Linked DNA regions of Homo sapiens: region 2 is linked to region 1. Evidence: chromatin loops called from intact Hi-C (ENCODE). Cell type or tissue: CD4-positive, alpha-beta T cell. All regions are shown on one strand. Each heading gives the region's core, and the rest is flanking DNA. Links, peaks and the distances in the headings are about the cores only.

What was found. Hi-C counts contacts between places; a loop is a spot of excess contacts. Peaks named below come from ENCODE experiments on the same cell type or tissue, not always from the same donor. Only the 100,000 strongest peaks of a DNase experiment are listed, where the experiment ranks them.
Region 2: it touches region 1 in a loop (7-fold over the local background); 10 of 110 quality-filtered maps call a loop at or near these places.

Annotation. Positions count from the first base shown.
Region 1 is chrX:74,377,531-74,389,696 of GRCh38, forward strand. No RefSeq gene overlaps it. Among named protein-coding and RNA genes, the nearest start is that of SLC16A2, 38 kb to the right of the region's middle. RefSeq lists an enhancer at 4,461-4,961. In CD4-positive, alpha-beta T cell, for the core only: CTCF peaks have their summits at 5,337 (motif pointing left) and 5,537; a DNase peak (open chromatin) is centred at 5,341.
Region 2 is chrX:75,598,652-75,610,817 of GRCh38, forward strand. LOC107985664 (a long non-coding RNA gene) reads left to right here. Exons shown (of 5, transcript XR_007068273.1): 2 at 6,267-6,371. Among named protein-coding and RNA genes, the nearest start is that of ZDHHC15, 82 kb to the left of the region's middle. In CD4-positive, alpha-beta T cell, for the core only: CTCF peaks have their summits at 5,378 and 5,606; no DNase peak of the experiment used is centred there.

The sequences.
Region 1 (12,166 bases), core at 1,274-9,273:
TGTGTTTTGATTGGAGATTTTAGTTCATTTACATTTGATGTTATTATTGATAAATAAGGACTTTTGCTATTTGTTTTCTGGTGGTTTTGCAGTCTTCTCTTCCTTCTTTACTTCCTTCCTGTATTCCTTTTAGTGAAGGTGATTTTCTCAGGTGGTCTGATTTAATTTTTTGCTTTTTATTTTTAATGTATCTGTAGTATGTTTTTTGATTTGAGGTTACCATGAAGCTTGCCAATAATACCTTGTAACCCATTATTTTAAACTGATGACAACATAACACTAATTGCATAGTGTGAACAAGAATAATTTGACCTCCCCGGGCGCGATGGCTCATGCCTTTAATCCTAGCACTTTGGGAGGCCAAGGCAGGCAGATCATGAGGTCAGGGGATCGAGACCATCCTGGCTAACATGGTGAAACCCCGTCTCTACTAAAAATACAAAAAATTAGCCAGGCGTGGTGGCAGGCGCATGTAGTCCCAGCTACTGGGGAGGCTGAGGCAGGAGAATGGCTTGAACCTGGGAGGCGGAGCTTGCAGTGAGCCGAGATTGCGCCACTGCACTCCAGCCTGGGCGACAGAGCAAGACTCCGTCTCAAAAAAAAAAAAAAAAAAAGTGTCTCCTCAGAGGTCACATAAGCACTTTTCACTAATTATACTATTTCACTTACTAGGCATCTGTTTTCACCCATTACTGGGTTAAAATATTTGTTAGAGCAACCCCCGCTTTGTGTCATGGGGCCAATCTCTTTGTAATTATTTCTTTCTAGTACAGGAGCTCTTTAAGGGCTGAAACTCGAACTTGTTTAATTCTGTATACCTTTTCCATTCATTATCCCCACAATTACAGAGTGATAAGCACATAGTAGGTACTCAATAAACATTTGTTGAATGAAGGCCGGGTGTGGTGGCTCATGCCTGTAATCCCAGCACTTCGGGAGGCTGAGGCGGGTGGATCCCCTGAGGTCAGGAGTTTGAGACCAGCCTGACCAACATGGAGAAACCCCGTCTCTACTAAAAATACAAAATTAGCTGGGTGTGGTGGCACATGCCTGTAATCCCTAGCTACTAGGGAGGCTGAGGCAGGAGAATCGCTTGAACCTGGGAGGCGGAGGTTGCAGTGAGCCAAGATTGCACCATTGCACTCCAGCCTGGGCAACAAGAGCAAAACTCCGTCTCAAAAAAAAAAAAAAATTGTTGAATGAAATGCTTGTTGTTGAATACATGCCATACATTATTTTGGATTTGCAAAAGGCCTCAGCAAATGGTACATATTGTCAAATTAATGCTAAAACAGATTTTGTGCAGAAAGGAATAAATCAAATCACTGAAAGCTCTTCTATAGCCCTGAGGCTCTGAACTGGACATTAGATTGTTTCCTAGGCTGGAGGGACAGGGACTGTTTTTCTTAGGCCCTTGCCATGCTCTTAGAATGTCAGCTCCATGAGGGCAGGGATTTTTATCCCCAGTATCTATAAGAGTGCCTAACACATAGTAGATGTTTAATAATTGGTTTATCAAGTGAATAAGAAAGTTGACAAAGTGGCCCAAGCCTCTGCCATCTATCTCATTCTTACCCTGTGTTTAAAATGCTGCATTAATGGCTTCTTCCTTAAGTTATTCTCTTTCAAAATACCACTCTTCCAATATGGGTGACTCACTCAATCTTTCACATGTGCATTCTGATTGGTTCTTCACAAAACAACTTCATATCCAGTATCCTTTTGATCTGTATAGCAATTTTCCGAGGTGAGCAGGTCAGGGATCACCATGCCTATTTGCAGAGGGGAAATTGAGGCTCAGAGAGTTGAGATTATTTTGTTCCACATTACTTGACTAGTAGGTGGAAAAGCTAATACTTGAACCCAGGTTTTCTTATCTCCATCCTGAACTTTTTCTACCACAAATGAATTTTTCAGATCATTTAGGGTAGGGGGTACTGGAGGGCTCTGTGGATGGGGACAGAGTGGGAAGGAACGAGGGAGAAAACTACAAACCGGTAGAAGGATGTTAAAGGGAGAGGTAGAGACAGTTGAAGATTAATCTTGTGCTGGATGTGGCTTGTCTGCCTCTTCCCCTGCTCAATGCCTCATGAGTACCTGTTTTGTCATGGAGGCAAAAACAAACCTGTTATCTCAATCAGTAAAACTCCCTCTGGGAGAACACTTCCCAGGCTGGGAGGGGTCAAATTTAGCGGGTACTTGGGAAAGAAACAATATTTCCAGCCCTCTTTGCATTAGAAGATTTAACTTTGGGGGTTGCTGGGTTTTTGTTTCGTGGGTGTGGGGCAGAGGTGGTGGTAAAAATAGCCCTCAGGGCCCTATTAGAAGCAACCAACCAGCAACAAAATTCATGTGTCCGGATATCTGGGGAAGCACCACATGTGTGAAGGGGGTGGGAATGGGTCTCCTGTTTCTCACCCAACTAGGGGAAGTCAAATAGAGCTACCACAATCAGACAACACTGTCCGGGCATGGTGGCTCACACCCGTAATCCCAGCACTTTGGGAAGCCGAGGCGGGCAGATCACTTGGGGTCAGGAGTTTGAGACCTGCCTGGCCAACATGGTGAAACCCCGTCTCTACTAAAAACACAAAAATTAGCTGGGCCTGGTGGGGTGCACCTGTAATCCCAGCTATTCGGGAGGCAGAGGCAAGAGAATCGCTTGAACCCAGGAGGCGGAGGTTGCAATGAGCTGAGATCGCACCACTGCACTCCAGCTTGGGCAACAGAGCGAGATCCTATATCAAAAAAAAAAAAAAAAAAAGAATCAGACAACACTAAGTGGTTACAGACCTATTTCCAACACTTTCTATTTGAAGTGCTTCATAAACAAGTCTGGGAAGAAGAGGAAGTCGGGAGGAACTACAGTCCAAAGCTCAGTACTGTTGGGGTTAAGTTTCTGGCCATATTCAATTTGTCCATTCCCCTTTGGAGGGTGGGTTCTGAGTTTGCATATGAGATAATGGACCAGGATGGGGGCATTGGTGACAATTGTCAGTGGTAAAAAAAATAAAGCAAAGGACTTCATGGCCACGACCTCTGGCTGGCAGTGGGTTGCCAACCCCAGACTCTGAAGGGTATTTAACACCTATCAGTCCCCATACTTGAGAGAAGAGAAAATCGAGCCTTTGGACTAGGGCTGCTGAACTTGTGTAGGGCAGGGCTTATGCCTACTGTCCTTCCCTCCTCCACTACAAACTAATCAGCTATTTGCTGAGCTGTTTTACCCACTGGCTTGTGAGCTCCTTTCTGTGTGCCCAGGCACATGATGGGTGCTCTAATAAATTCATGCAAATGAGCCCAGGCTTTGTAAGATGGGGCCTTATAAGTACTTCGGCCCAAAGAGACATGGGAAATCATTCTACCCCACATCTTACCTTGGCCCTCCTAAGCTACAGCTTCTGTACCAGCTCCAATTCACTAAGCAAATAGTTCTTTTCTCCCTCCCCTCCCTTCCTTTCTTCTTTCCTTCCTTCCACTTGTAGTCTGGGTGGTGAAGGAGCTTCCTAAGGCCCTTAGAATTTAATACAGTGAAAGGATTAAAGAGCTAGGAGTCAGTATACTTGGATTTAAGTCCCAGCACTGCCACTGTGATTGACTGAGTGACCTTGAGTGAGTCCCTCACTCTTTGTGGGTCTCTTGGTGTCTTCACCTCAAAATAAAGTGAACTCTGTTGAGTACTTTTCCAACTGTGCTCTTTGGTACCATAGAGTATCATTTCTCAAAGTGTGACACAAGGACATGAGACAACGTTAGGTGTTGCCAGAAGCAAATTTTAAATTACAATAGCTGTGGATATATTTTTAATATGAATTAGAAAAAAATATACCTAAAACATTAAGTCTGTGATGTTACATAGGATGAGGCTGAATTTATTTAAGAAAAAAGTGAGTCAATTTAAAGAAACATATTAAATATGAACACTGAAGGAACTAAAAATATTTTACCCCAAAACATATTTCTTTGACACATTTTGAGATGGCTGTCAGGGGGCCAGCAAACAGAAGTAGCCCCGCAAAGCTGTCCTTTGTGGGGGAGATTTGCACTTGTAGAGAATCTGCATTGATGCAGCCAGGCCTTCCCTTGTCCAAATCTAGGAAAGACTGAGAGTCTGACACCTTAAAGAACCGAAAGAAACATTTACCATCTGTTCTCTCTGAAGGTTGCTACCTGTGAGGTTTCATCTACACAATGAGACACTTTTGCTAGACAGGCCTCCTCTTCTCTCCCTCCGATAACCTGTCTTGGCATTATAAACTGATTTACCACCATTACCTCTTTTGGCCATTCTCTGGGCCCCATTCTTTCTGTAACCTCAAGATGGTATATAAGCTTCTGCACCCCAGTGGGGGAGTTGGGCAATCACTCTGTGATGCTCCCTGTGTACACGCTAGTAAATCATATGTCTTTCCTCCTATTACCTACCTTTTTTGAGTTGATTTTTCTGCGAGCCTTCAGAGGGCAAAGGGGAAGTTTTCCCTTGGCCCCTACAACAAGCTGGCTGGTAGATACAGATATAAAAATCATATGGGAGCTCTGGGCAGAACTGAAAGTTAGGCAACACTGCTCTAGAATTCTGAAACATCCCTTCAGAGCAGGGTTGAGCCCAGGGCCTCCCAATGCCATGAGTTGCACTTTTTTTTTTCTTTTTTTGAGACGGAGTCTCACTTTGTCACCCAAGCTGGAGTGCAGTGGTGCGATCTCGGCTCACTGCAAACTCTGCTTCCCAGGTTCAAGCGATCCTCCTGCCTCAGCCTAGCAAATAGCTAGGATTATAAGCGCAGGGCCACCACACACTTTTAATTTGAAGAAAGAAATTTGTGGCTAAAAAAATATTTGCAGCAGGCATGGTGGCTCATGCCTATAATCCCAGCACTGTGGGATGCCAAGACGGGAGGATCGCATGAGCCCAGGAGGTCAAGGCTGCAGTGAGCCGAGATCGTGCCACTGCACTCCAGCCTGGGTGACACAGCGAGACCCTGTCTCTCTCTCTCTCTCTCTCTCTCTCTCTCTCACACACACACACACACACACACACACACACACACACACACACACATCCCCTGAAACAAAAGAAATCCCAAAACTTTGGCCCAGGAAATCCTGAAGGTCCCTCCAGTGCTGACATTCTAAGACTCTAAATCACCACAGCACGTCTTGGGTGTTCTTCTGGCCTGAGGGGTAACTTGATGACTCTAAGTCAAGTGATTTGGAAAGCTGCCCACTTTACTGCAGTCCACTACAGGCTCCAGGCAAAGTTATGGGGAGAAATTAGGAAGCTGCCATTCAAAGTTAGTCTTAAGGGTGTGGGTAGGGGTAATAGTCTCCAGAGTCCAGGTGCCCCCTAGTGGCCAAAGGCATAAAGGGCTGTGGATAGAGTGTTCCTTTGGGTCTAGATTGGTATCCATTTAGGGCAACCAGTTCCAGAGCATGGTTTTTCTCAACCATCCTCAGAGACTGTGAGTTTGTGGGTCGGGGGAAAGGAGGATGAACCTAAAAACCCTTTATAGTTCTGGCCATTATACCTGACCAGGCTGTATTCCTTCTTCAACCCAAAAGCAGAATGATAGAAAAAGGCTCAGTAAATCCTGAGCATAACCCCAAATTCAGATCAGTTTGCTTAACTCCCAAGTCCTCTCAAGAAGGGGCTATTGGTGGCTCATCAGGTTCATTTTCCCATCCTGACCTGTAGTCTCAGAAGCAGCTTTCCAAACAAATAACCACTTGCTAGTTCAACAGCACCAAGGGAGCCTGGGAAGGTTTTAACACCTCCTCTCATAATTTACATTAGTACTCACATATCCATGATATTGACAGTTGGTGTTTTCTCAAATTTAGGTAATATGCTTTTGCAAACACATCTTGAAAAACCGTTCCCTAGTCCCTTCTTCCAACCAGTACCCCCTGCCACCCTTAAAAACTGTCTATTTGGAAATTCCGAAGCCATTTCAGGCTTCATGTAGCACTCATAACTCTTTGCTTTGGCTAGCAAGGTGTTTTCAAGATTAAGGTATATCAGGCACCAAAAATAATAAAGTAGGAAACTCCAGATCTACATTCCTCCTAAAAAGAAACTAATGCGCTAGAAAAACTGTCAGAATCAGCTTTTGAAGGACGCTGGAATCTAGTCAAAAACTTACAACAAGGGGAATACTTGGTGAAGAAAGATGTTGCTTTGTGGTAAGAGACTGTTGTGGCATTTTAAATCACCCACTTATCATCCCCCATGCCCTAGATCAGCAGTGGCTGTGAGGACAGTAGATGGCACTCTTGGTGCAAGTTGCTAGTTCCAGAGGGAGCAATATGAACCTTACTCTCAAAGAATTGTGGTATGGGCCTCCACCAGCCTGGAGGCTCCCTCAAAAACTGGCAGGAAGGTTTTCCTATGTTTCACCTGACTCAGAGTGTTTGCAGGGCTCCAGTGGCTTCCAAGGAGGCTGTTACTGAAAGTATTTAAAGGCACAGGTATTGGCTGCAGCAGCCTGGGGTTAGGGATAACACTTGAGACAAATGATAGACACACCTAGAAGCCTGGGAAAGAAGAGATTGGGACTGAAGATGTGTATGGGAAAAAGAATTTTTAAAAGCTCCTATGTACACCAGGGAATCAATAAAGCCACAATCATTCCCAGGGGAGGACACATGCTTGAAAAGACTGGAGAAGAACCTAAGCTTTCACCTCAGGCAGGCCTTCAGGCTCCACATATGCAGGAAGGGAAAGCTGAGGCAGAGTTAGGGCCAATATGTGGAGACTGGGATAGTACTCTTTCCTTTCTTGTTTTTATTTTTTAAAATTTTTATTTCAATAGTTTTGGGGCAATGGGTAGTTTTTGGTTACATGCAGAAGTTCTTTAGTGGTGATTTCTGAGATTTTTGTGCACCCATCACACAAGCAGTATACACTGTGTACAATGTGTGTAGTCTTTTATCCCTCACCCCACTTCCACCATTCCCCTAGTCCCCAAAGTCCGTTATAGCATTCTTATGCCTTTGCATCCTCATAGTTTAGTGAGAACATACAACATTTGGTTTTCCATTCCTGAGTTACTTCACTTAAAATAATGGTCTGCAACTCCATCCACGTTGCTGCAAATGCCATTATTTCATTTCTTTTTATAGCTGAGTAGTATTCTATGGTGTATATATACAACATTTTCTTTATCAACTCGTTAGTTGATGGGCGTTTAGGTTGGTTCCATATTTTTGCAACTGCAGATTGTGCTGCTATAAAGATATGTGTGCAAGTGTCTTTTCCATATAATGACTTCTTTTCCTCTGGATAGATACCCAGCAATGGGATTGATGGATCAAATGGTAGTTCTGCTTTTAGCTCTTTAAGGAATCTCTGCACTGTTTTTCATAGTGGTTGTACTAGTTTACATTCCCACCAGCATTGCAAAAGTGTTCCCTTTTCACTACATCCACACCAACATCTATTTATTTTATTTTTAAATTATGACCATTCTTGCAGGAGTAAGGTGATATCACATTGTGGTTATAATTTGCATTTCTCTGATAGTGATGTTGAGCATTTTTCATATGTTTGTTGGCCATTTGCATATCTTCTGTTGAGAATTGTCTATTCATGCCCTTTGCCCACTTTTTGATGGGGTTATTTGTTTTTTTCTTGCTGATTTGTTTGAGTTCCTTGTAGATTCTGGATGTTAATCTTTCATCAGATACATAGTTTGTGAATATTTTCTCCTACCCTATGGGTTGTCTGTTTACTCTACTGATAATTTCTTTTGCTGTGCAGAAGCTTTTTAGTTTAATTAGATCCCATTTATTTAAACTTTGTTTTTGTTGCATTTGCTATTGGGTTCTTGGTCATGAATTCTTTGCCTAAGCCGATGTCTAGAAGAGTTTTTCCGATGTTATCTTCTAGAATTTTTATGGTTTTAGGTCTTAGATTTAAGTCTTCGATCCACCTTGAGTTGATTTTTGTATAAGGTGAGAGATGAGGATCCAGTTTCATTCTTCTACATGTGGCTTGCCAATTATCCCAGAACCATGTGTTGAATAGGATTGTTTTTCTTTTTTTCTTTTTTTTTCATTTCTTAGCTCTAGTCATTTAAGGGAACTCTGAAAACACCAACCAAACAGTAGGCTAATAGAACAAAGAACTCAGTGGTCACATACAACAAAAAATACTAAAGTAGTTGGGGAAAGTCACTAAAGAAGCATACAATGACAGCCCACAATAGCCAACAGAGACAAACCTTGGGGAGGGATAAGAATCTGGTTTCCAGAGTTGTCATTTTATAATACCCAAAATGTCCTGTTTTCAAAAAAAAAAAATGATGAAGCATGCAAAGAAACAAAAGAGAAATTAATAGAAAATATCCATGAAGAAGCATACACATTGGACTTCCTAGACAAAGACTTTATTTTTTTTGCACTTTAACCATAATAATTTCATTTACATTTTTAAAAACCCTGAAGGTAAAATCTAAAAGAGTAACATTTCTTCCTTCTGTTGGATGTATATACAAAATTTTATAGGACTGTGTAAACTTTGACATATTTTAAGCTTATAAAACAAATAAAATAGAAAATTTACCTAAATCCAACCTATTACACAGTTCAACTTCTATAATACTAATAGTGCTGGAAATCTACACACCCAATGCTGAAACTGGTATGTTCCACTGGACCTTGAAGACAGAGAGCCTCACCAATGCCTCACAAAATGCAAGGTAGCTTTTCCTCTTGGTCATGCATAATGTCATGGTAGAAACTCTAGCACACTCCCAATTTTATGGCCTCAGTCTCCCTAAGCAAATGCCACTTTGTAATGATATTTTCTTTCTTTAGTCATCAGCTTGTGCCCTAGTGTAGCTGACGTTTATGGGATATACATGTATGTGACTGATGCAATTTGATTATAATATATTATTTTACATGTAAGTGGCCGTACTATGTTTGAAATATAAGTGTGGGAATGACTATAGCCATATGATTTTATGGTTTTTTATTTTTAAATAGACAAAGATTTTAGACCCACATTCTTAATATGCTCAAAGAGATCAAGGAAACCACAGACAAAGAACTGAAATAAATCAGGAGAATGATTTCTCAACAGATAGAGACCGTTGATAAAGAGAGAGAGAAATTATAAAAAGAAACCAAATAGAAATTGTGAATCTAAAAAATACAAATTGGCCAGGCATGGTGGCTCATGCCTGTAATTCCAGCACTTTGGTAGGCTGAGGCAGACAGATTGCTTGAGCCCAGGAGTTTGAGACCAGCCTGGGCAACATGGCAAAATCCTGTCTCTATAAAAATTACAAAAAAATTAGCCAGGCATGGTGGTACACACTTGTAGTCCCAGTTGCCCAAGAGGCTGAGGTGGGAAAATCACCTGAACCTGGTAGGTCGAGGCTGCAGTGAGCCATGATCATGTCACTGCACTCCAGCCTGGGTAATAAGGTGAGACCCTGTCTCAAAAAAAAAAAAAAATACAGGCTGAGCAAGGTGCCTCATGCCTGTAATTCCAGCACTTTGGGAGGCCGAGGCAGGTGGATTGCTTGAGGCCAAGAGTTCGAGACCAGCCTGGCCAACATGGCAAAACCCCATCTCTACTAAAAATACAAAAATTAGCTGGGTGTGGTGTCACACGCCTGTGATCCCAGCTACTTGGGAGGCGGAGACACGAAAATCACTTGAACTTGGGAGGCGGAGGTTGCAGTGAGCTGTGATTGTACCACTGCACTCTAGCCTGGGCGACAGAGCAAGACTCTGTCTCAAAAAAAAAAAAAATACAATAACTGTAATGAAAAATTCACTGGAGATGTTCAACATCAGATTTCAACAGGCAGAAAAATCAATTAACTTGTTAGGTCAATTGAGATTATCTAGTCTGGAGAGTAGGAAAAAAAGAATGAAGAAAGATAAACAGAGCCTAAGGGACATGTCAGATACCATTAAGGTTACTAATATATATAGCCCAAGAAGAGGGCCCCAGGAAAAGAAGAGAGCAAGAAAGGGGTAGAGAAAATATCTGAAGAAATAATGACCATGAACTTCCAAAATTTGAGGAAAGACATGAGTCTACACATCCAAGAAGCTCAAGAAGTTCAAGAAGGATAAACTCAAAAAAATCCACAGAGACACACATTTTAATAAAACTGCCAAAAGCCAAAGGCAAAGAGACAATCTTGAAAACACACAAACAAAACAAAGTGAGTCAAAACATAAAAGGGATTTTCCATAATATTGACAGCCAATTTTTCATCAGAGATCACAGAGTCAGAAGGCAATTAGATAACATATTTAAAGTGCTGAAAGAAAAAAAATCAAACAAGAATTCTATATCCAGCAAAACTATACTTTAAAAATGAAGAAGAGGCTGGGTGCGGTGGCCCACACCTGTAATCCCAGCACTTTGGGAGGCAAAGGCAGGCAGATCACTTGAGGCCAGGAGTTTGAGAGCAGCTCGGCCAACATAGAGAAACCCCATCTCTACTAAAAGTACAAAAAAATTAGCCAGGCATGGTGGCACACACCTGTAATCCCAGCTACTCAGGAGCCGAGGCATGAGAATCGTTTGATCCTGGGAGGTGGAGGTTGCAGTGAGCTGAGATTATGCCACTGCCCTTCAGTCTAGGCCACAGAGTGAGACTCCGTCTCAAGAAAAAAAAAAAAAAAAAGAAAAAAGAAAAAAATGACTTCAGTTTCCAGTCCAGTCTGTGAGGAGCTTAGAAGTTGTCACTTTGTCTTAATAACAATTAAAAAGTAGGCTGGGCACTGTGGCTCAAGCCTGTAATCCCAGCACTTTGGGAGGCCGAGGCGGGAGGATCACCTGAGGTCAGGAATTCGAGACCAGCCTGGCCAACATGGTGAAACCCCATCTCTACTAAAAAATACAAAAATTAGCCGAGCATGGTGGCAGGTGCATTAATTCCAGCTACTTGGGAGGCAGAGGCAGGAGAATCATTTGAACCCAGGTGGTGGAGGTTGCAGTGAGCCAAGATCGGGCCATTGCACTCAAGCCTGGGGGACAAAAGCAAGGCTTCTCAAAAAAAAAAAATTAAAAAATAGAACATACTAAAAACCAACAATTCTTAGGTTCCTCAGAGAATTGAGGTCATGGGGCAAAATGCTGCCCCCAAATTGGAAAGACTGGCAGATATAGATTATGGTTTTCTGGAGCAGAAACCCTCACACTGAAACCTTCATGTGAACCAGCAACCATGGGTAGGAAAAGTTAAACTTTAATTGGTGAATTGCTGGAGTTTCAATGAGAAAATTCAACGAGAATTTTTAATTCTCAAACTTGTCCACATTGAAACCTCAGTTTAGGGGGACCCTACACTTTCACTAGTCTTACCTCAAGGAGCCTTACCAGAGTCTCACAGTTAAAATTGAAGAAAAATCCCTGTCTGATTTCTATAAGGGAAGGATGAAAATAGTCATTTTGAAATATGCCCAGAGTATTCTGTTCTTCATAACAAGTCCTGCCTTCAAGAGAAAATATTTCACTGGAATATAACCTACGAAAATTTTATAAGAGCCTGACTGGCCTGGGGAGAGAGAAATACCCAACACCATAACCCTTCGGCCTTTCTGACCTGCAGAGGTAAGGAAAAACCTGAGAGGCACTTGGAAAGGTCACAGTCCATGGGAAGAATTTCACTAAAAGACTGAGATCTAATCATAGGTCTATAGAATGATTCACCTCCCCTCACATCTTACCACCAAATCACTCAAGGGCTATTTACACACAAGTTTTTTACAGAGTACATCATCTCCAGCTTTCAGTAAAAAATTATGTCATACTAAAAGGCAAAAATCCCTGCAGTTTAAAGATACAGTGCAAGCATCAGAACCAGACTCAGATATGAAAATTTTAAATAACTGTAATTAACATGCTAAGGGCTCTAATGGACAAAGTAAACATGCAAAAACAGATGAGTAATGTAACCAAAGATTAAAATCTAGGAATGAATAAAAAAGGAATGCTAGAAACAAAAAATACTGTAATAGAAGTGAATAATGCATTTGATGGGTCAGTAGTAGACTGGACATGACTGAGGAATCAGTGAGCTTGAGGATATGGTAATAGAAATTTTCCAAACTAAAAAACAAAGAGAAAAAAATAATGAAAAACAACACAGAACAGAATACCTAAGGACTGTGGGACAACTATAAAGGGTGTACATATGCA
Region 2 (12,166 bases), core at 2,180-10,179, 1.2 Mb after region 1:
TAGCTCTTATTATTTTGAGATATGTCCCATCAATATCTAATTTATTGAGAGTTTTTAGCATGAAGGGTTGTTGAATTTTGTCAAAGGCCTTTTCTCCATTTATTGTGATAATCGTGATTTTTGTCATTCGTTCTGTTTATATGCTGGATTGCCTTTATTGATTTGTGTATATTGAACCAGCCTTGCATCCCAGGGATGAAGCCCACTTGATCATGGTGGATAAGCTTTTTGATGTGCTGCTGGATTCGGTTAGCCAGTATTTTAGTGAGGATTTTTGCATCGATGTTCATCAGGGATATTGGTATAAAATTCTCTTTTTTTGCTGTGTCTCTGCCAGGCTTTGGTATCAGGATGATGCTGGCCTCATAAAATGAGTTAGGAAGGATTCCCTCCTTTTCTGTTGATTGAAATAGTTTCTGAAGGAATGTACCAGGTCCTCCTTGTACCTCTGGTAGAATTTGACTGTGAATCCATCGGGTCCTGGAGTTTTTTTGGTTGATAAGCTATTAATTATTGCCTCAATGTCAGAGCCTGTTATTGGTCTATTCGGAGATTCAACTTCTTCCTGGTTTAGTCTTGGGAGATTGTATGTGTCGAGGAATTTATCCATTTCTTCTAGATTTTCTAGTTTATTTGCGTAGAGGTGTTTGTAGTAATCTCTGATGGTAGTTTATTTCTGTGGGATCAGTGGTGATATCCCCTGTATCATTTTGTATTGCGTCCATTTGATTCTTCTTTCTTTTCTTCTTTTTTAGTCTTGCTAGCAGTCTATCAATTTTGTTGATCATTTGAAAAAAGCAGCTCCTGGATTCATTGATCTTTGAAGGGTTTTTTGTCTCTCTATTTCCTTCAGTTCTGCTCTGATCTTAGTTATTTCTTGCCTTCTGCTAGCTTTTGAATGTGTTTGCTCTTGCTTCTCTCATTCTTTTAATTGTGATGTTAGGGTGTCAATTTTAGATCTTTCCTGCTTTCTCTTGTGGGCATTTAGTGCTATAAATTTCCCTCTACACACTGGTTTAAATGTGTCCCAGAGATTCTGGTATGTTATGTCTTTGTTCTCGTTGGTTTCAAAGAACTTATTTATTTCTGCCTTCATTTTGTTATGTACCCAGTAGTCATTCAGGAGCAGGTTGTTCAGTTTCCATATAGTTGAGCAGTTTTGAGTGAGTTTCTTAATCTTGAGTTCTAGTTTGATTGCACTGTGGTATGTGAGACCGTTTGTTATAATTTCTGTTCTTTTACATTTGCTGAGGAGTGCTTTACTTCCAACTATGTGGTCAGTTTTGGAATAGGTGTGGTGTGGTGCTGAGAACAATGTATATTCTGTTGATTTGGGGTGGAGAGTTCTGTAGGTGTCTATTAGGTCTTTTTGGTGCAGAGCTGAGTTCAATTCCTGGATATCCTTGTTGACTTTGTGTCTCATTGATCTGTCTAATGTTGATAGTGTGGTGTTAAAGTCTCCCATTATTATTGTGTGAGAGTCTAAGTCTCTTTGTAGGTCTCTAAGGACTTGCCTTATGAATCTGGGTGCGCCTTTATTGGGTGCATATATATTTAGGATAGTTAGCTCTTCTTGTTGAATTGATCCCTTTACCATTATGTAATGGCCTTCTTTGTCTCTTTTGATCTTTGTTGGTTTAAAGTCTGTTTTATCAGAGACTAGGATTGCAACCCCTGCATTTTTTTGTTTTCATTTGCTTGGTAGATCTTCCTCCATCCCTTTATTTTGAGCCTATGTGTGTCTCTGCACATGAGATGGGTTTCCTGAATACAGCACACTGATGGGTCTTGACTCTTTATCCAATTTGCCAGTCTGTGTCTTTTAATTGGAGCATTTAGGCAATTTACATTTAAGTTAATATTGCTATGTGTGAATTTGATCCTGTTATTATGATGATAGCTGGTTGTTTTGTCGTTAGTTGATGCAGTTTCTTCCTAGCCTCGACTGTCTTTACAATTTGGCATGCTTTTGCAGTGGCTGGTACCAGTTGTTCCTTTCCATGTTTAGTGCTTCCCTCAGGAGCTCTTGTAGGGGAGGCCTGGTGGTGACAAAATCTCTCAGCATTTGCTTGTCTGTAAAGGATTTTATTTCTCCTTCACTTATTAAGCTTAATTTGGCTGGATATGAAATTCTGGGTTGAAAATTCTTTTCTTTAAGAATGTTGAATGTTGGCCCCCACTGTCTTCTGGCTTGTAGAGTTTCTGCTGAGAGATCAGCTGTTAGTCTGATGGGCTTCCCTTTGTGGGTAACCCGACCTTTCTCTCTGGCTGCCCTTAACATTTTTTCCTCATTTCAACTTTGGTGAATCTGACCATTATGTGTCTTGGAGTTGCTCTTCTCGAGGAGTATCTTTGTGACATTCTCTGTATTTCCTGAATCTGAATGTTGGCCTGCCTTGCTAGATTGGGGAAGTTCTCCTGGATAATATCCTGCAGAGTGTTTTCCAACTTGTTTCCATTCTCACCGTCACTTTCAGGTACACCAGTCAGACGTAGATTTGGTCTTTTCACATAGTCCCATATTTCTTGGAGGCTTTGTTCATTTCTTTTTATTCTTTTTTCTCTAAACTTCTCTTCTCGCTTCATTTCATTCATTTGATCTTCCTTCACTGATACCCTTTCTTCCAGTTGATCACATCGGTTACTGAGGCTTGTGCATTCATCACGTAGTTCTCGTGCCATGGTTTTCAGCTCCATCAGGTCCTTTAAGGGCTTCTCTGCATTGGTTATTCTAGTTAGACATTTGTCTAATCTTTTTTCAAGGTTTTTAACTTCTTTGTCATGGATTCAACTTCCTTCTTTAGCTCAGAGTAGTTTGATCGTCTGAAGCCTTCTTCTCTCAACTCGTCAAAGTCATTCTCCATCCACCTGTGTTCATTGCTGGTTCGGAGCTGCATTCCTTTGGAGGAGGAGAGGCACTCTGATTTTTAGAATTTTCATTTTTTTTCCTCTGTTTTTTCCCCATCGTTGTGGTTTTATTTACCTTTGGTCTTTGATGATGGTGACGTACAGATGGGGTTTTGGTGGGGATGTCCTTTCTGTTTGTTAGTTTTTCTTCTAACAGTGAGGACCCTCAGCTGCAGGTTTGTTGGAGTTTGCCGGAAGTCCATTTCAGACCCTGTTTGCCTGGATATCCTCAGCGGAGCCTGCAGAACAGCTCATATTGGTGAACCGCAAAGGTTGCTGCCTGATTCTTCATCTGGATGTTTTGTCTCAGAGGAGTACCTGGCCTTGTGAGGTGTCAGTCTGCCCCTACTGGTTGGTGGCTCCCAGTTAGGCTACTCGGGGGTCAGGGACCCACTTGAGGAGGCAGTCTGTCCGTTCTCAGATCTCCAGCTGCATGCTGGGAGAACGATTACTGTCTTCAAAGCTGTCAGACAGGGACATTTAAGTCTGCAGAGGCTTGTGCTGCCTTTTGTTTGGCTATGCCCTGCCCCCAGAGGTGGAGTCTACAGAGGCAGGCAGGCCTCCTTGACCTGGGGTGGGCTCCACCCAGTTCGATCTTCCTGGCCACTTTGTTTACCTACTCAAGCCTTGGCAATGGCGGGCGCCCCTCCCCCAGCCTCGCTGCGGCCTTGCAGTTTGATCTCAGACTGCTGTGCCAGCAATGAGTGAGGCTCCGTGGGCGTGGGACCCTCCGAGCCAGGCACGGGATATAATCTCCTGATGTGCCATTTGGTAAGACTGTGAGAAAAGCGCAGTATTTGGGTGGAAGTGACCCGATTTTCCAGGTGCCGTCTGTCACCCCTTTCCTTGGCTAGGAAAGAGAATTCCCTGACCCCTTGCACTTCCCAGGTGAAGCGATGCCTCTCCCTGCTTCGGCTCACACTCACTGTGCTACACCCATTGTCCTACACCCACTTTCTGACAATCCGCAGTGAGATGATCCTGGTACCTCAGTTGGAAATGCAGAAATCATTTGTTTTTTGTGTTTCTCATGTTGGTAGCTGTTCCTATTTGGCCATCTTGGCTGAGGCCCTGCTTTAACTGCTTTCTGTGCACCGTTTGTTTAATCATGTTAAAAACTCTCAGAGGTTATACCATTATCATTCCCTGTTTGGAGATGTAGTAATTAAGACACAGACTTGCCTACAATTCATATAGAAAGTAAGTGATTGAGCCAATATTGAGAACTTAGGTAGCCTGACTCCGTGGCCAAGGCTCTTCAATATTATGCTTTGCTACCTCATAAGAGGCCAAAGATCCTTGAACGAAGGTGAGTAGAAACAGAAAATCTCCTAGTAGCTTTCTCTGCCTTTACTACTTCCCTTCAATCATTTCTTCTTTCTGTGTTACCTACTATTATTGTTATTTTGCCTATGATTAAATACTCCTGTCTCATTAACACTGCCCTCACAGTGACTTGGTAGGAAATCTCTTAGTAGTCCTCATATCTCTGCCTCTATTGTAAGTATTTTATGTGGTGCTTGGTGAGTATTCCTACTAGTTTATCCTACTATGGAACTCTATGCTTGCATATTTCAGAGTCAGAAAGTGAGTGGGGCTGATGGACTGCTGGGATAAACAGAGCAGGCTTTCTATATGAATTAGTTCATGGGTATGTGGAATGAGGATGTCTTGTCTTCATGCTAGAGAAATATCAAAAACCAGGAATAGGGAGCAAGTTTCGCTGAAGGGAGGCTATGCTTGATAATACTAAGTCAAGGAAACTACAGGCAGCTGGTCAAAGCTAGCCTATTACCAGTTTTTGTAAATAAAAATTTATTGGAATACAGCCATCCATTCACTTATGTATTGTCTGTGGCTGCTTTTGTGTGATGACTGCAGAATTGAATTGTTGCAGTAGAGACCATATGGCCCACAGAGGCTAAGATAACTACTATTTGGCCCTTTGCAGAAATATTTTGCCAGCCCTTGATGTATGAGATGGAGCATCCTGTATTATTCGAGGTTTCTATGCAGGGAAATGCTAAGAGATTAAATTTGAGTTTTAGATAGAGACATTTGGAAGCACTGAGAAGAAGAAATCTAGATTCAGGGGCCAGAGAGATCAAAACAGGGTAAAAAAGAACTAGCGAGCACTGAGAGCAAGTAGATAAAAGGGATTAGCATTTAGATGTGCCAGTGAAGATAGGTTTTCCAGGATTTGACTGAAGTGTGTGTGTGTGTGTGTTTGTGTGTGTTTGTATGTGTATGCATGTGTATGTCGAGAAAGGAGGATTTCTAATTCTGAGAAAATGAGAGGACAGAGAGAGGAACATAGTACAAAAAGATAGAAGAAATACCCTCCCATTTCTGTAATTTCTGTTTGAAATGACCACTACATTTCTTTCTGCAGAAAGAGTTTTCTTTGCAGAAATTTTCCCTAGGGCTGGTCTGCCAGTATCTGTATTTCTTAGGCAACAGTGCCCCTAGTGTCTATATGACAGTATCACAATCTGCTAGACAAGATTTCTTGATGAGGGCTTAAAAAAGACCAATTGCAAAGATCACATTGCTGAGACAGTTTTTCTTCTTTGTCAAAATTGATATAGATGACCAGGTACACTCTCACCAGAAATACACTGGTAAAGTCTGCTTATTAGGAGAGGCTGTGGAGGGTGGACCTGGTGTCTTTTTTTTGCCTTGTGAGGCTAATTCATATAAATGTCAGGTATAAAAATAGTATCTTCTTTCAAGAAACTGCCTTCAGCTTTGCCATATCTACAATGCCATGGACTAAGAATAACACCTTAATGAGTTTTGAGGGTTACTTTTCATAGGTGGTCTATGGCAGGAACTACTGAATTTATGAACTGCCCCTCTTTGTCATCCTTTGCCTATCCTTCAAGGCCAGGATAGTTGCCTTCCAGTTGAAGCCTTGTTAGGATGTGAAAGCACAAGAAGATGCCAAGTCAAGATCCAGTCCCAGTTGTGCAAAGCACCACCCCTATCATGTAGAAGCCTGGATGTCTTAGTCCTCAGGGCTGCCCTTACTTTTCCAGGGGATAGCCATAATTCTCAACCAAAAGTCTTTAGTCTCAACCTTAAACACACACTGAGTGTGTCAATTCAGTGCGCGGTCCTCCCTTATACACTTTCAAGGGAGACTGGCCTATCTTTTGGCACTAGCCTCAAGAAGCCAGGAATGGCAGGCAGCCATGAGCTACACATCATGGGAATTAAATTGAAAGTGTAAATGAAAAGAGTATAATGGGGTAGGTCTACTGTGACTTTTGTTCTGCTTTCAATCTCTAATTATTTTGGCATGGAACAATTAAAGTAAATAATGACTAGTTACAATTTTGTCAATATATTTCTTGCAGATTGAATGTGTTCATGCACAGATTTTATCATCTTGTTACTCAAACGACTGATGGCTTCTGACCCTGCCTGAAAATTTCCTAAGAGGTAACAGTTCTAGGACACAGGTGAGTAGCAAGTGGGATTGCCCTCCCCACTTCCTTTTTTATTTTTTCCTGTTTTCACTATTTCCTTCTTTCTTCTCCATCTTTCCTGAATCTAAGTCCTCTCAATCTGGTAACCCCATCACTAATGGACATTTTTTTACTTTATTAATTTTATGTTATTTTTACATGTGATCTATACTTGTCATACATTTTTAAGTGTACGATACAGTATTGTTGACTGTAGGTACATTGTTGTATTCATTGGGGGGTAATCCAGAACCAGCATGTAGACTAGAAAGAATTCTAGAACAGGAGTTGTGAAAAGCTCCTTCTAGAAAGGAGTTGAAGTTTATCATTAAGTATCTTACTGGCATGGGGAATATTGCTTAATATGTCTGATGTCTGGTTTCTCACCTTTATTAAGGGGGTAGAGCCAGATGAGCTCTGAGATACCTGAAATCCATTTGAAATACTTTGAAATCCATGAACACATCTTTTCTAGTTCCCAGTGTTTCTGTGGGAGGATACAGAGATATCATGAGTTCACAATAAAGGAGAGTAAGGAAAAGGGAGAAGATGAAGAAAAGAGCTCATTCAGTGAGAGAGGAGTTAATTCTAACCCATGACATCTGTGGAGACTTTAGGATGAGGTGAGAAGTGAGCATAATTTGAATATAAGGGAAGATAACTTCATGTTAGAGGCTTGAGTTTGATTCTTGGATCACTGGGGAAGCAAGCTTTGGAGCTAGACTTCCTGGGTTTGAATCCAAGCATCACTACTTAGCAGCTATGATATTTATATGATTTAGAATCATCCATACCATGGGGATAAAATGGTAATTTGTTATGATTAAATGAGTTAACATATATAAATGTCTTAGAACAGTGTATGGTAGTTAGTAATGTTTCTGTACAGAGAAATGGTAGGTGACTAGGTAAACTTTTGATACACTTTTTGTAGATACTATTGAAGATGGATGCTAGAGCTTCAAGAGTCAGTTGTAGGTGAAACATAAGCTATTGAGATGTCTTCTGGGCTAGAAAGCAAGCAGGGTTCAGACCCACTCCCTCTCCCTCTCTTGATGTCCCTGTCTGTTTAATCGAGGGGTTTTCTCTGCAGAAATTTTCCCTAGGGTTGAGCCTGAAGGTTCATGTTGGAGGAGAAGTTAAACAAGTATTTGTTCTCTCAAATGCTCAGAAGAGTGCCTGGCTCATAGTAGACACTATATATACATATGTATATATGTGTATATATACTATACATGTATAGTATATATGTATATATATGTATATATACTATATATGTATATATATACTATACATGTATAGTATATATATACTATACATGTATAGTATATATGTATATACATGATATATGTGTTACAAGTGAATGAAAGTTGGGACAATGGAATGAAATAGAGTTTACATTGCACACTAGACAGATTACTCTGGGAATGATAAAACCTTTCTGATGAACTAAGGGGAGAGAGACTGCTGATGTGCATGTCATTTGGGAGGCTCTCCTAGCAGTTCAGGTGAGATACAATCAGGGCTCACACCAGGATATGGGACATGTGAGTAAAGAGTTGATTGAGTGGTGTGGCCTTCCAGAGGTCAAAAGTGTAGAACTGGATAAAAGTGGGGTGGGTATGATGGCTAGTATTCAGCCTCAGTGACTGACCAGTGTAATATGTTTCCTAGAGTAGTAGAAACTGGAGTGGAGGTGATGAAGGTGAGCAGAAGAGGTGAAAGTGGGAAGAAACCCACCTTGCTTTTGCCCCAAGATTTGTTTTCAAGGGCCACTCTCTCTCCTGCTACACCTTGAGGCATATTCCAAAAACCTCCTTTAGGACTTCTGGCCAGGATTTCTATAGTTAGGCCATACTGTCTCTGCGGTTCACAATAAGGTGGGGTGGGTCTTCAAATTGAGAAAGCCAAAGACCATGTGAGCAAAGAAGGTGCTTACCATACTCAATCAGAAGTGGACTTCAGATTCATTAGAGGAGTATGCTGGCATCAAGACACCACTGAATATTTCAAACAAAGGTCACTTCATCATGTGTTTCATTCTGGAATTGGGTATTTTTCAAATTTCCTTATTTTTCACATTCAAATTTCCTTTATATGCAAATATTTAAAATATCTACAAATTCTTGTAAAATAAGACTAAAGAAAGGAGGACTTTCCCACAGTTGAGTCCACTGAACCAAAGTCAATCTGGGTTTTCCCCCGTTTTATTGTTTTCTGTATTTATCCATAAATGATTGGTTTCTCAGACTAGGATGATTGCTCTTCCAAGGCAGGTACCTGCTTTTCCTTGTACATTTCTCCAACACAGTACTTTGCCTGGCATTTCAGGCATCTTGTACTGGTATCTTATGGTTCGAATTTGGCCTCCTCATACCACCATTGATTAGAATTCGAGCTAGAATCCAGGGACTATGAAGCATGAGAACTCTGTAACGCGTCCAAAAGCTGATGTTTTTCTGATGGTTTCATTGATCCTTCTTTATGATAATCAGAAACACCATCAAACAAAAGGGACCTTTGTGCATTTTCCTTTACTTGTAAACATGCAGAGACTTGGTCAATTGCTGTGCTGCAATTCATAATCCGAGGAGGTATTTTTCTTCTCCTGTTTTGCACCACAGGTATGATTGGTGTATACATTAAGGCCTAGCTAGTAGAGTTAGGTGGAAATAGTCAAGATGTGTTATTACTATTTTTTCACTCTAAATATCCTAGTCCACATATATTAAGCTACGGTTGGTGGCTTTTGGTTTTCCAAATGTACATAAGAAAGTAAGTAAAGACAAGTTGGGGATCTTTTAAACTCAAAACATTCTTGTCTTACTGGTCTTTTTCAACAAGTTATCCATATTCTCTAATAAGACTTTAATTATGTAGTCCTTTCACCTTCATAACCCACACATTGGCCCACAGTCAACTGGGTACTTTTTCCTGTGAAGAAGCAACATGAAATGAACCAAGACTCCAGTTACAGCATCATGGTTCTACTCCTGATTCTACTCCTGATCAGACCACTAAGGTGTGTGTGACCTGGGAAAACTCACTGGACATCTCTTTTTATCTTTTGTTATTTTCCCCACTGTGGGAAAGGTAAGGCCTCCAGCCTAGCCTATTCATCCTTCTCCATTTTTCTGATGAGTTCTCTTATCCATTTCCCATAAGAACTGTTTTCAAATTTCTCCACCTTCTTCAAACTTCTATACTGAAACCACAACACACTATTGAGGTAAGCTAGAGTTCATAAAACAAGGTCCCAAGGATAATACATGATCTAGAAGTTCTGCTGAGGCTTGCTGCCTTATTAGTGTTCAAGCCTCAGTGGTCCGCCACTGTTTCCTAGATCAGCACCCTCTCCCCCACACCCATCCTTATGTCATGCCCCCAGGTCCTTGAATATTGTATGTTGTAAGTTATGTGGAATATGGACAATAAAGAGATGCCATGCTGCTGACAGAGAAGTCTCAGACAATGCACTGTAAAAACAAGGTGGAGAAGATAGTCTCATGTATTATGGACCTTATGCAGATGAAATGTGAGGTCATGGGTATGGGAAGGGTTTGATCTGGGTGAATCTGCCAATAATTGGAAGAGATAGAAGTGAAGAGCGTGTGGAGGTATATTGTGGTCTACAGGCATACCTATATCCCTCGCATTTATTGTTTTTTGCATTTATTCATTTACTGTATAAGAGCCAACCTACTCCATCCAACCACTATGCTAGATACTAAAAATCTTGACACCACAGGAATTTGGAAAGTACAACACAATATGGTCTGATGTACCATAAAAATGGAATGTTTGCACTGGGTTTACTGGAAACTCATAAGAGGGCCACCTCATCTGGACTTGTGTTTCCATGTCAGCTTCTGGAAGGAAGTAACATCCAGTCTGAAACCTAAAGCATGAATAGTCATTGCACGGGCAAGCAGAGGTGAGAGATTGTGTTCTTGGCAGTGTGATTTGGCTGATGCAAAGGTCATAGAAACACAAAAATTCTGCAAGTTACAGAAAATATATGGATTTTGTAATGCTTGTCAAGAGTGAAGGAAATGGTATGTAAAGCCTGGGAATTATTTTCTACAGATTTAAGGCAAATAGATAGTGGGGAACCAAGTTAGTGGGAAGTTTAATTGATACAAGAGATATTAATTGCATGAAATGTATAAGATTTGAGCTTATACTGAAAGACTGGGGTGAGGTCTTTCTAGCACAGACTCTGGTTAAAGAAGAGCCATGAGCCAGATGTCAGAAATGTTAGAATTTTGGATGTGTTAGTGGAGTACCAGTGGTGATGTTCTATTTCCTGAAAAGTTTTGAACATTTATCAAAGATAAATTTAGTATATCCTTTAGTACATGGGAATTTCCTTTAAAATTTGTCCTTATGTTTGTTTCCTGTATGGAAAAATCATTGAGAAAACCAGGGAAAGACTGGATGAGTTGGGGGGAGGGGGGACTGGTGGCCTGGAAATTGATTCACAAAGGCTACAATAATGGATTAAAAGAAAGGCGCTGAATTGCCTGCCAGAGGCAGTGGGAGGGGTGTGCCTTCTCCTTGTCTCCCCTTATTTGCATGTGAGACCGAGGTCCCAAGGAAACAGATGAGTCGAAAGGTCGTTTTTTCCTTTCTCACTGTCTTTGCACTCATATTGTTTGAGTCCCATGTCTCTAGTATAATGAACAGTGCACACACAAAAAGGAAAGACTGCTGGCCTGGAAGCCTGGTGGCCTGGATCCTGGTCTGCTTTCTACCACTAAACGATTGTGTGTCCTTGAACAAATTCTTTAACATCTCTGATTTCCAGTTTTCTCTCTGTAAAGTAAAAGTAGATGTGCTTTGAATTTCCAGTTTGTACCTTGTAGTATTTGTATGTGTCTGTAGGGTGCCCAGTTGAGAAAATAATGCAGTCCCTGCTGTGTGGTGTCTTAAAATCCATATACATATAGCCGACTGTCATATAATAATGCTAATGATGAGAACCTTATGAGAGATATTGCCTTCAGTGACAGAAAAGGGAGTGATAAAAATTTCAGCTTAGGGAAGTCACAAATTTCTCATGTCAGTGATAAGATGTGAGCACAGCTTTGAATGATATAATAATGGGGGACAAATCAGGTTGAAGGAGCTAATCTCAGAATGTATAGGGCTTATTTTAGGGACACAACAAATAGTCCACAATGGATGGATCATGAAGTGTTTTAGGAAAGGTATTGCTTTTGAAAAGTGGATGGGAGCTAGAACCTGTTGGTCCTAATACGCTAAGCTCAGGGGATTCCAGGCTGATCTTGTAGGTACTTTAGAGGAAGCAAATAGGTTTGGGCCTAGGAATGAAGTAAGAGTCAGATCAGTGCTTCAGAAAAAATGATTTTTGATATTTAGCCTTAAAAAAGAATGAAATTCTGCCATTTGCAACAACATAGATGAACCTGGAGGACATTATGCTAAGTGAAATAAGCTGGGCAAAGAAAGACAAATACTGCATGTTCTCACTTATATGTGCAATCTAAAATAATTGAACTCATAGAAGCAGAGAGTTGAATGGTGGTTCTCAGAGGGTGGGGATAGGGTAAATAGGAGATATGGGTCAAAGGATACAAAGTTACAGTTAGACAGGAAGAATAAATGACAAGTATTTAAGATGAAAAAAGGTAAGTGAAATTTCTTACTTTTATTATGGTCACTCTTACAATTTTTTAAAAAAAATTCACCTTGTAAAACCATTCATTCAAATGTTTTTATAGGCCCAGCCAAGACCTGATAATGTTTATAATATAAGCTCTAAATTA